Regions from separate parts of the Homo sapiens genome. Here region 2 is linked to region 1. Evidence: chromatin contacts called from ENCODE Hi-C or POLR2A ChIA-PET data. All regions are on one chromosome and are shown on one strand. The core of a region is the stretch at or near the end of the contact, and the rest is flanking DNA. Distances in the headings are between cores, read along the strand shown.

What was found. Hi-C counts contacts between places; a loop is a spot of excess contacts on that map. ChIA-PET counts read pairs that join two places held with the same protein, here RNA polymerase II (POLR2A). Pooled maps may share reads with other maps.
Region 2: a loop to region 1 is called in a map with no recorded cell type, with 2.8 times the contacts of the local background. The contact joins two enhancer-like sites. A Hi-C loop is called at or near these places in 61 of 168 maps with a recorded cell type or tissue (CD4-positive, alpha-beta T cell, CD4-positive, alpha-beta memory T cell, CD8-positive, alpha-beta T cell and 34 more), 12 of 37 single-sample maps with no recorded cell type and 39 of 50 pooled maps. POLR2A ChIA-PET finds 5 or more read pairs at or near these places in 24 of 52 experiments (A549, AG04450, B cell and 18 more).

Annotation. Positions count from the first base shown.
Region 1 is chr3:16,287,004-16,292,046 of GRCh38, reverse strand. The region is part of intron 5 of OXNAD1 (oxidoreductase NAD binding domain containing 1); the gene reads right to left. Among named protein-coding and RNA genes, the nearest start is that of OXNAD1, 24 kb to the right of the region's middle. Within about 2 kb of position 1,251, at least 7 of the 41 ENCODE cell types and tissues checked have a DNase peak (open chromatin) inside an H3K27ac peak, as active enhancers do; they include B cell and OCI-LY7, where a contact is called at or near this core.
Region 2 is chr3:16,503,060-16,507,886 of GRCh38, reverse strand. The region is part of intron 1 of RFTN1 (raftlin, lipid raft linker 1); the gene reads left to right. Among named protein-coding and RNA genes, the nearest start is that of RFTN1, 8.2 kb to the left of the region's middle. Within about 2 kb of position 3,451, at least 3 of the 41 ENCODE cell types and tissues checked have a DNase peak (open chromatin) inside an H3K27ac peak, as active enhancers do; they include B cell and OCI-LY7, where a contact is called at or near this core.

The sequences.
Region 1 (5,043 bases), core at 2-2,501:
AATTAATATTTCTTCAAAGAAGACATATAAATGGCTAATAAGCACATGAAGAGATGTTCAACATCAATAGTCATTAGGGCAATGTAAGTCAAAATCATAATGAGCTGGCAGTTCACACCCACGTGGATGGCTATAATCAAAGAGACAAACAATAGTGTTAGGGTCTGGAGAAATTGGAACATTTATACATTGCTGGTGGGAATGTAAAATGGCACAGCCACTCTAGAAAACAATTTAATAGTGCCTGAAAATGTTAGTTAGTTAGCATATGACCCAACAATTCCATGCCTAGGTTTAGACCTAAGACAGGTGAAACTGTATGTTCACTCAAAAACTTGTACATGAATGTTCATGGCAGCATTATTCACAATAGCCCCAAAGTGGAAACAATGTAAATGTCCATCAGCTAATGAAGATATAAACAAAATGTGGCATATCCATACAATGGAATGAAGTACTGATACAGGCTACAACATAGATGAACCCTGAAATCATGTTAAGTGAAAGAAGCCAATCACAAAAAGACCACACACTGTATTGTATGATTCTGCTGGTATAAAATGTCTATAAGAGACAAATCCATAGAGACAAAATAGATTAGTGGTCATCTAAGCCGGGCAGGAGGATAGGGAATGAATAAGAATCATTACAGAGTTTCTTTCTGGGATAAAAATGTTCTAAATGTGATTGTGCTGATAGCTGCACAACTCTGTTAATATACTAAAACCTCTGAATTGTACACTTTAAATGTTTGAATTTTATATGAATATATCTCAACATAACAGTCTTTTTAAGTTTTAAAAAGTATGAAAAAAGGGTCAAGAAAAGCAACAAAAACTCTCCCACTAGTATTTGACAGACTTAATAGGCCGATATGGCCTCTGAGTTACACAAGTCTTAACGTTTCCTTCTTTTCTTCTAACCACATCCTGTAGTCTAGAACTCCTGGGTTTCAAGCTTTCAATAATTCTATGCCACAGAAACCCTTTTTTGGTGAGGATTCTAGGAAATGCAATAAACCTAGTCACATACCAAGAAAAATGTATTGGAACACAGAACCACAAAAAATTCTCATCCCCATATCTGGGAAACATAAACATCCAATCTAGGTGTTTCACAGCCATCACAAGAGCAAAAAGTATCATCCTTCCCCAGTTGCTTACCTACATACAGGCCTAAAAGAAAAGCAAAAGATGTTCTCTAATCTGATCTATGACCTTAAAAAAATATTCTCCTGCAGTCTATGGCCTTACATTTCCAGTCATTTATTATAAGTGTTTAAAAACCAGTTCTGGATTGGAAGTGCTCCAGAAAAGGTCTTTGGCCAACTTTAACCTATTTTCACTTGACTCTTTTCCATGAGTACTTTAACTTTCTTTTCATTTCTGACAAGATAAAAATTTAAAAGACTATCGTTAGCATTTGTTAACACAGTTGCTATATGCTATCACAGAGGAGGTATACAAAAATCTCCATTATTTCCATGTTTAAAAAATAAATACATTAATAAGCTACTTTTGCTGCTTCATCTCCTGAACTACAGTGCCCTCTGCTGCTCAATGCTGATGAAGGCCATTCTCTCAGTTGAATGAAAGGGAACCAACCCTCTTCTCTAGTAACTCTGGAAAGCTACCTTTGGAAAAAAAGGACTCCTTCATTAAAAAATACAGAAGAATTTAAGTTACATAAAAACTTCATCTGAATGGATTTAAGAAAATATGCACAATACATATTTCATAAAACATCTGTCCAAGAAAGAATTATACCTTAAACACACACCTTTAAAAATGTCCTTTGCAGGATGAGCACTCTTGGAGCCATGAGTTAAAGCCCTTACTATATACCCAATGAGTGAGTGTATGCAGAAGGAGCCTAGGTGCGCGGTGAAGCAGTGGATGTCCACATCCAACCATGACACACCAGGCAGCCAGGTCCTGTCCACAAAGGGAGCCCCAGTGCCAAGCACACAGCAGCTATACTATGAGATCCCAGAACTCTTTAGTCCTTGCCTACAGTTCTCAGAGCCCCTCACTCATTCACTTAATGCAAACATCTAAGAGAGCACCTGCCTACCATATACAGGCACTGTGGTACTTGCTGGAGGTACAAAGATGCACATATGTCTTAGTTGCTGCCCTCAATGAACCCACTCTAAGAGGAGGAAAATTAACAAATACATACAATTAAATGGGCAATGATAAAATCTGCTTAGCGTAGCGAGGCAAGGCAGAGGAAGGAGGAGTCAATTCTACCAGGAGTACAGGAATTAAGAAAGACTTCACAGAAGAGATGCCCTTTAAACAGTCTTAAAAGACACACAATGCTTACCAGATGAGTAATGGGGGAGGACACAGTTTGAAAAAGATGCCAAGGAATACAGTGCTATGTTATGTGCAGTCCTGTGAGAATCAGGGCTGCCACACATGCTTGTGTAGGTTGCAAGGATATTATCTATCTACAGTGTGGCAGCCCTGCTCAAGGGTAGGTATAAAGTCTTATTTCTCTAATCTTGCTCCTCCAGTGTTTCTTCTTGGTGTCCTCTTTCTCTCAGCAGGGCTCAAAGTTGCTTTCTAGCATCTAAACTTATGTTATCTTGTAGAAAGTCAGACACACTAGGACCAGGAATTCCCTCCACTCTGTGAAAATGCTTTGGCCTTACTTCCCCTCAGGAGGCAAGCTATACCCAGCCAAGTGTGGATTGAGTACTGACTGGGGCATCAGTGGTGACATGGTGGTGATAAGCCCCCACTCCTGCCTGGCCTGCCACTCTTCCAATCAACAGCTTCAGTGCAGGGAAACTGACCAAGGAGATAAGAATTGGAATCTGTCCCCTGGGCCTTATCAGCACATATGATCTAACTGAATGAAATACTTATTAGCAATAACAAAAGCTAAAATCAAACAAATGAAGTTAACAGTAGGCATTATGCTAAACACTTTAAATATCCCAAAACGTAGGAATACTACTGCTCCCTCTTTGAAGATATGAGAACTGAAGCCCAGACAAATAAGGAAACTGACCACATCACAGAGCTGGCTGGTAGAAAGCAAGCATGTGAGCTGAGCAGTCTCCAGGGCACTAGGCGACAATACACTGCTACCCACAGTAGCATAACCAATGCCAGAGGCAGGCAGTGAGCACCACAGCCAAATGTGAATCTAGAAACTCAGGGCAGCTGCACACTGTGTGAGGACCAGTGGTGGCATGCTCCAGACCCAAGAGTGAGTGCCAAGCTTTCCACCCCAAGGGAGGAGGAATTCTGGTCAAGGGCAGGCCTCACCAAGGAGCTAGCAAGTGGTAGGCCTACTAGTAAGATGAACCAAGAAGTTCAACCCTGCTCATGTGAGAGATGTTTTGAGGTGGTTCTGCCTTTGGCCTTTCTCTCGGGATTGGATTGCTACAGTTCTTGGAACTGGTTTATTGCTACAGGAACCAGCCCTCTCTGCAAGGCCCAGTAAGAATACAGTGTAGTGCAAAAAGAGCCCCTTGAGGCCTATATCTGATCTATGCTGAAGGTGTCTACATGGGGATCTGTGGCCAAAGCTCCAGCTAGTCACAGACAACATTCATTTATTTAGTTAGAGTTGTGCCTGGAACCTCATTCTCAGAGTTTGGTAGGTGTCAGAGGAAGCCACTGGTCAAAAATTCAGAGATGTGGAATCACGGCCCAATCTCTTACCCCAAAGATAAGCCCAACAGCAACCCTCTCCTTGATTTCTAGCAGCTCTCCAGTCTGATAATCCTACCTACACAAACTGCATGGCAGCCACATCCTCACTTCCTATCCCTAATCCTTGCCCTCTTCTCCAAAGTACCACATGGCTGTTACTACCAAGCTGATGGTCTGAGACAGCCTAGAGCACAAAGCCATTCAAGCAACAGCATGGAAGGGACAGACACCGCCAACCTCAGCAAAATGGCCATTCTGTGACCATAAGGTCAAATATCAAAAGGAACTCACAACCCCTAGAACCATAAATCAATGGTAAGGGTAAAATTTGTTGAAAGAGGAGGGCCCAGGGGCCTGGAATGAATGCTGATCAACACCTGGGAGGGAAAGCGTCACACACTACCAGCCAGTGATCCTTACCCGCCAAGTCCGACCTCCGAAGAAGTCTGACAGGCACATACGAAAACCAGGCCTAAATTCAGTGAAATGGCCAAATCCATTCATTGGGATGGTATACATGACACCAATCCCAAATCATTTCATCTTGAGAATCACAGTAGGACTCTATTTCTACAAATATCACTAGGGAATGAGGACATTTTCTTATCAGGTAACTGAGGTTAGCAAGTGCATTACACTTGCAGGCACACCACGGTGGCAGCACAATAACCAATGCACAGGCTTTTCCTAACCAGGAGGCTGGGTCTGAGTCTTGGCAGGATTCAGAGTTGAAGGCACGGAGACAGTGCTTTGCACAGGACACAAACATTTCCACAGAAAGGAAATATGGAAAACAGATCATTACAATTAAAGTTTCCACTTTTCAATATAATGACTGCTAAACCATTTTTGAAGGGTAAATATGTTGCCCGCCCCCTAAAACAGGCAAAATGCATTTAATGTGTATCATCGAACATGTGCAAAGATTGCAGTAAATTGCTTCACAAACCCAAATTATTGCAATCAGCATCTTGTTTTCTAGTTCTAAATTCAAAGGCAAACTATTAACACACAAGACTGCTAACTCTTGCTATTATCACACTTGCTATTATCACACATCCTCCTTCTAACAAAACCACATTTCCAGATGGACTGCCAAAATTAGTCAAGTGACTCCTAAGAAACACTATCAAGACTGACATGCCAGAAATCCATTTAGAAATGAATGCTTTATTAAAATAAAGGACACACACACCCAAACACACCTTTCCTAGGGAAATTCAAGTTGCTTTCCTTACAATTGAACTTGAATTGAAGCTCAGGGAGGCCCCATTCGGAGGAAATGTTACCCAGTCAGCATGCTGATCAGTCCCGAGTCAAATGGGACAGACTTATGATTTGTGTGGGGGTTCTGGGGAGCTGGGCCTGACTG
Region 2 (4,827 bases), core at 2,202-4,701, 210 kb before region 1:
ATCAGCTTTCATATGTGTGCATGTGTGTGTGTATATATATGTGTGTATGTGTGTGTGTGTGTATGTATGTATGTATGTGCGTTTGTGTGTGTTTGTGTGTATGTGAGTGTATGTGTGTGTTTGTGTGTATGTGAGTGTGCATGTATGTGTGTATGTGTTTGTGTGTATGTGTGTATGTGTATGTATGTGTGTGTATGTGTGTGTTTATGTGCATTGTGTGTGTATGTATGTGCGTGTTTGTGGATGTGTGCATGTGTGTGTGTATGTGTGTGTGTGTGTGTGTGTGTTTTGAAACTCCCTACTTTGCCTTTTACCCTTTGTCCTGAGGAATCCTTCAAGTTTTATGGAATAGCGCTAAAGTTCCTCAGATTTGGGGGAACTGTTGTAATAGATTTTACTCAGAAAGTTGGGTAAGAGATTTGGTTAATCATAGACTCTGGTTAATGGAACCTGATCATATCATGTATTAGCAAATTTTGGAAATATAAAGCACAAGAAATCAGGTTGTTTATTTAAACACTTCTTTAATTTAGAGAGGTCTTTTGGGATTTTCTGGTGTCTTATGATACCTTATAAGTGCCCTTTTCAGTGTGGCATAATCATGACTATAGGCCAGAGTAGGTCAAAAGGTGTCTTCATAATGAGCAACAAGTAATCCCAGTAGAGTACTAAAACGGTTAATATTTATACTGCTCTTTCTATGTGTCTGAGCTCTTCTGAGCCCTGTTAAATAGTAACTCACCCTACCTTATTTAGTCCTCACCCTAGAAGTAGATATTGCAGTTGTCCCCATTTTACAGATGAGAAAACTGAGGTTAAATGGCTTCCTTGAGGTCACACAGGTAGGAAATAAGGGCAGCAGGATTTGAACCTAGTCAGTCTGGTTCCAGAGCCTGTATGACCAACCCCTGTGCTGTACTGTTAAGAAAGTGAATTTGAGAGCCACAGATGGAATATTCCAAATGCCCTTTACCATCCTGTACCAGATAAGTGTCTTTCCTATTCCCGAAAGATGCTGCTAAGTAGGTATTTATTGTGCATCTGTTATGGGCAGGGCATTGGAATAGCTGCTGTTGGGGATGAAGAAGACCCGCTTGCTGCCTTCCAGAAATTTACTGTCATGTAGGGAGATGAGGCATTACCAAGAGCTGTGGAGCTCTCCTCTGAACTCGAAATGGTACATCCAGCGGCCTACTGCATACCTCTGCTTGGGTGGAGTTAACATGGCTAACTCCTGGCTTCTTCTACCCATCTCAGAAGATGGCCACTCCAGCCTTGCAGGTGCTGGTGACCAACCCTAGAGGTGTCTTGGATGCCCTCTTTTGCTCATCCCCTTTTTCCAAATCATCAGTCAATCCTGTTTTCTGCCTTCAAAACATATACAGAATTTGACCACTGCTCACACCTCTACTTACTGTCATCTGGGTTCCCTGCTGTCATGGTCAGTCATGGCCAGAGTAATTGATGTCTTCTTTCAGCTCGAAACCTTCCAGAGGCTTCCAACTCAGTCAGGGTAAAGCTGAAGTGCTCACGGCCCGGCCAGGCCTACGCTCTGTCTCCCCAGCCCTGTTTGACTTCACCCTGAGGTCTGCTCAGCCTCCCAGGGGCCCCACACCCCAGCTTGTTTGCACCTGCCACTGCCTTGCCTAGCCCACCCTCCCCCTTATCCCATGGCTCGCTCTGTGGCCTTCCTCATGATTTTGCTTAAACGTCACCTTCTGGGTGTGGCCTTTCCCAATCCCCGTATTTAAAACACTATACCTCCTCCTGTGATTGCTATCCCTCCCCCCTGCATTGTTGTTTTCTAGTTGGCATACTTTAAAAATGGGATTTTGTGTATTATTTTTATTTGTTTGTCTATTGCCTGTTTCTCGGCTTCTGAAGGTAAGGTCCATGAGGGCAGGCGTGCTCTTTTATTGTGTGAATCTCTTTTGTTTTACTTTGGTATCACTGGCATTTAGAACAGGGCCTTGCACATAGTAAGTGCTCATTACTTATTTATTGGATGAATCAATGGCCTAGAGTGGCAATCCTGTTAGAGCTCAGCCTTGAAGGAGTGTGATGGTTAATTTTATGTCATTTTTTCCTAGGCTACGGTGCCTAGTTTTTGGCCAAACACCAGTCTGGGTATTGCTGTGAGTTATTTTTTAGGCATGATGAACTTTGAAATCAGAAGACTTGGAGTAAAGCAGATCACCCTCCATCATGTGGGTGGACCTCATCCATTCAGTTGAAAGCCTTAAGAAAAAATACTGAGATCCACAAGAAGGAACTCTGACTCCAGACCGCCTTTGGATTCAAGATTGCAACATCAACTATTCTCTGGGTTTCCAGCCTTCTGGCCTGCCCTGAAGATTTTAAACTTGTCAGCCCCCCAATTTCATGAGCTAATTCCTTATAATAAATACCTCTATTTGTCTCTCTCTATCTGGGTACACACACACACACATCTGACTGGTTTTGTTTCTCTGGAGAACCCTGACTAATAGAGAAGATGAGAGGTACGGGAAAGGAATGTCAGGTGGAGGTCCACTGGAGGAAAAGGGTGGTGCCTGGAGAGTTCTGAGGGTGTACAAAAGATTGCAGTAGCTTAGCCTGACTTCACTCTAGGGTCAACTGTGAAAGGAAACAATGGGAGGTAGGACTGGAAAGGAGGGAGGATGGAGGGAGATTGAGGCTGAGGACTCCAAGCTGCACAGCAGATGTGATTATGCTCTTTGAGCCACTTGTGTGGTGTAAAATGGTTAATGTGGGAAAAGCTGGAGATAGGAATTAGATGGATGAGGGGGAGGCAGATTCCAGGAAAGCGTTGGTAGCTGTTGCGATGGCAGATTGGTTTGGAGAATAAAGTGGAGGAATGGATAGCATCCACCAGCTCTGGATGGGCCAATGTCAGGGTGAGGATGGTGGCGGGAGCAGGCTGATACTGGGGTTTTGGGCCTGGATGTTGGGAGGGCAGTGGTACCACCCAGAGACGAGAAATGCAGGAGGAAGAGCAAGCTTGTTGGGCAAGGTGCTGCATTCTGTGGGGCATATTCTTCCAGAAGTGCTGAGAAAGTCTCAGGTGAAGAGAGAAAGTTCCAGGTGGAGATGTTGAAACAGTTCTTGGAGATGTCTGCCTGGAGCTGGAGAGAAGACAGGCAGGCTGGGAAGGGAACTGGGGAGCTCTTGCCTGGAGCAGGTCAAGTTAGGGCAAGAGAGGGAGTGTGAGTGCTAAGGGAGAGACAATAGCATGTAAGTAACTTTTTTGAGCATACATAATACTATGTATTGGTGGTTCCCAAATTCTGTGCTAAGATACCGCAAGGCACTGCAGCAAAGGCACAGGGTGGCCAAGGGATATTTCACATCTTTGAGGGAAATGCAGCAATACTTAACATCTGTCAGATACCACGCTAACTACTAGCTTGAGGCACTTCACAATATCAACATCTGACAGTACCATATTACTCTTGATGATGTCATATCTTTACAAGCTACATTTTGGGTAGTTGCTAAGAAAATCAGTGTGGAACTGAAAATGAGGGTGGTGGTGTTCAGTGTGGTTCCAAGTTTTGAGAAGTTGCTCAGTGTCCAACAGATGCACACATCCCATTAGCAAGTAATTGTGGTTAGTTAAGAATGAAAGAAAAAATATTTCTTCTTTCAGTTTATGTGTGCTATTTTTCTGAAAGGCTGCTGTTGTTAGGCTGTGAATAAGTATTAAGTTGTTTGGACCTAACTACTTAATAAAACGAACTATTGGGTATTTTTTTTTTAGTCTAGGGCATGCCATTAAAAAATGTACAGAGAAACTAAGGGCACTGTGAACGGAGAAATCCTCAGAATCTCTGCCATATGTTGTTCTGGGTGTTATATATAGATTGTAAAAGAGTACACGCAGGGATAGAAAGATAGGGAGACAGGGAATGGCATGAGGACTGTGTCCAAGATGTCTATTTATCCAAAAATAAACTATCTGAAGCAAATAAGGTAAAAATGTAAGCACTTGTGAAATCCAGGTGGTGGATCCATGGACATCTCATTTTCTGTACTTTTCCATATGTTTGAAGTGGTTTATAATTAAAATAATTTTGGAAAAGTGAGGCAAGAGGATGGAGGAGGACAGAAATGTAGGAGGTGCCTGTGCTTGCCTGGGAGGATGGCAGAGGAGACTGGGAAGGGGTGTCTGAGGTAGAAAGAGATTCAAGAGATTGAGGGATGTGGAACTAAGCAGATCCGTATGGCTGAGCTCTGAACTGTGGTTCTCAGTCCTGGAGGTGAGGGTGTAGGAGAGATCCTGGGCCCTGCTGAGTCCTGGCTATTAGGAGATTGGAGAGGGCTAGGAGTGGGAAAAGACTGGGTTTGCTCCTAGAGCACTGATGCTCAACCCTGGCTGCATGTTAGCATCACTTGGGGGTTTTAAAAATAATGGTGCTCTGGCCCCACCCCTAAATGCCTGAGCATCAGGGCTTTTAACAGCTCTCCAGATGGTTCCAAAGTGCAGTCAAGATTAAGAGCCACTGCCACAGCTCAGGGTTTCTCAAACTGTACTGTGAGTCAAACTTTAAGGGATCATTTATTGCTCAAATACAGATTCTGATTCAGCAGGTCTGGGATGGGGCCTGGGATCCTGCATTTTTAACAAGATCCTGGATGCTGCTGCTGGTCTGAGGTCCACATGTTGAGTAGCAGGTTCTGAGTGGGAGCTATTTTTAGCGAAGGGTGGCTGGAGAGCAGCAGAGCAGAGATGGACTCAGGTTCAGACCCCTCCTGAGACAGACTGAGATGGTGGTAGGTGTGGGAGTTGGAGGAGTGGGGGTAAGCAAGTGTTTTCTTCTTATAATG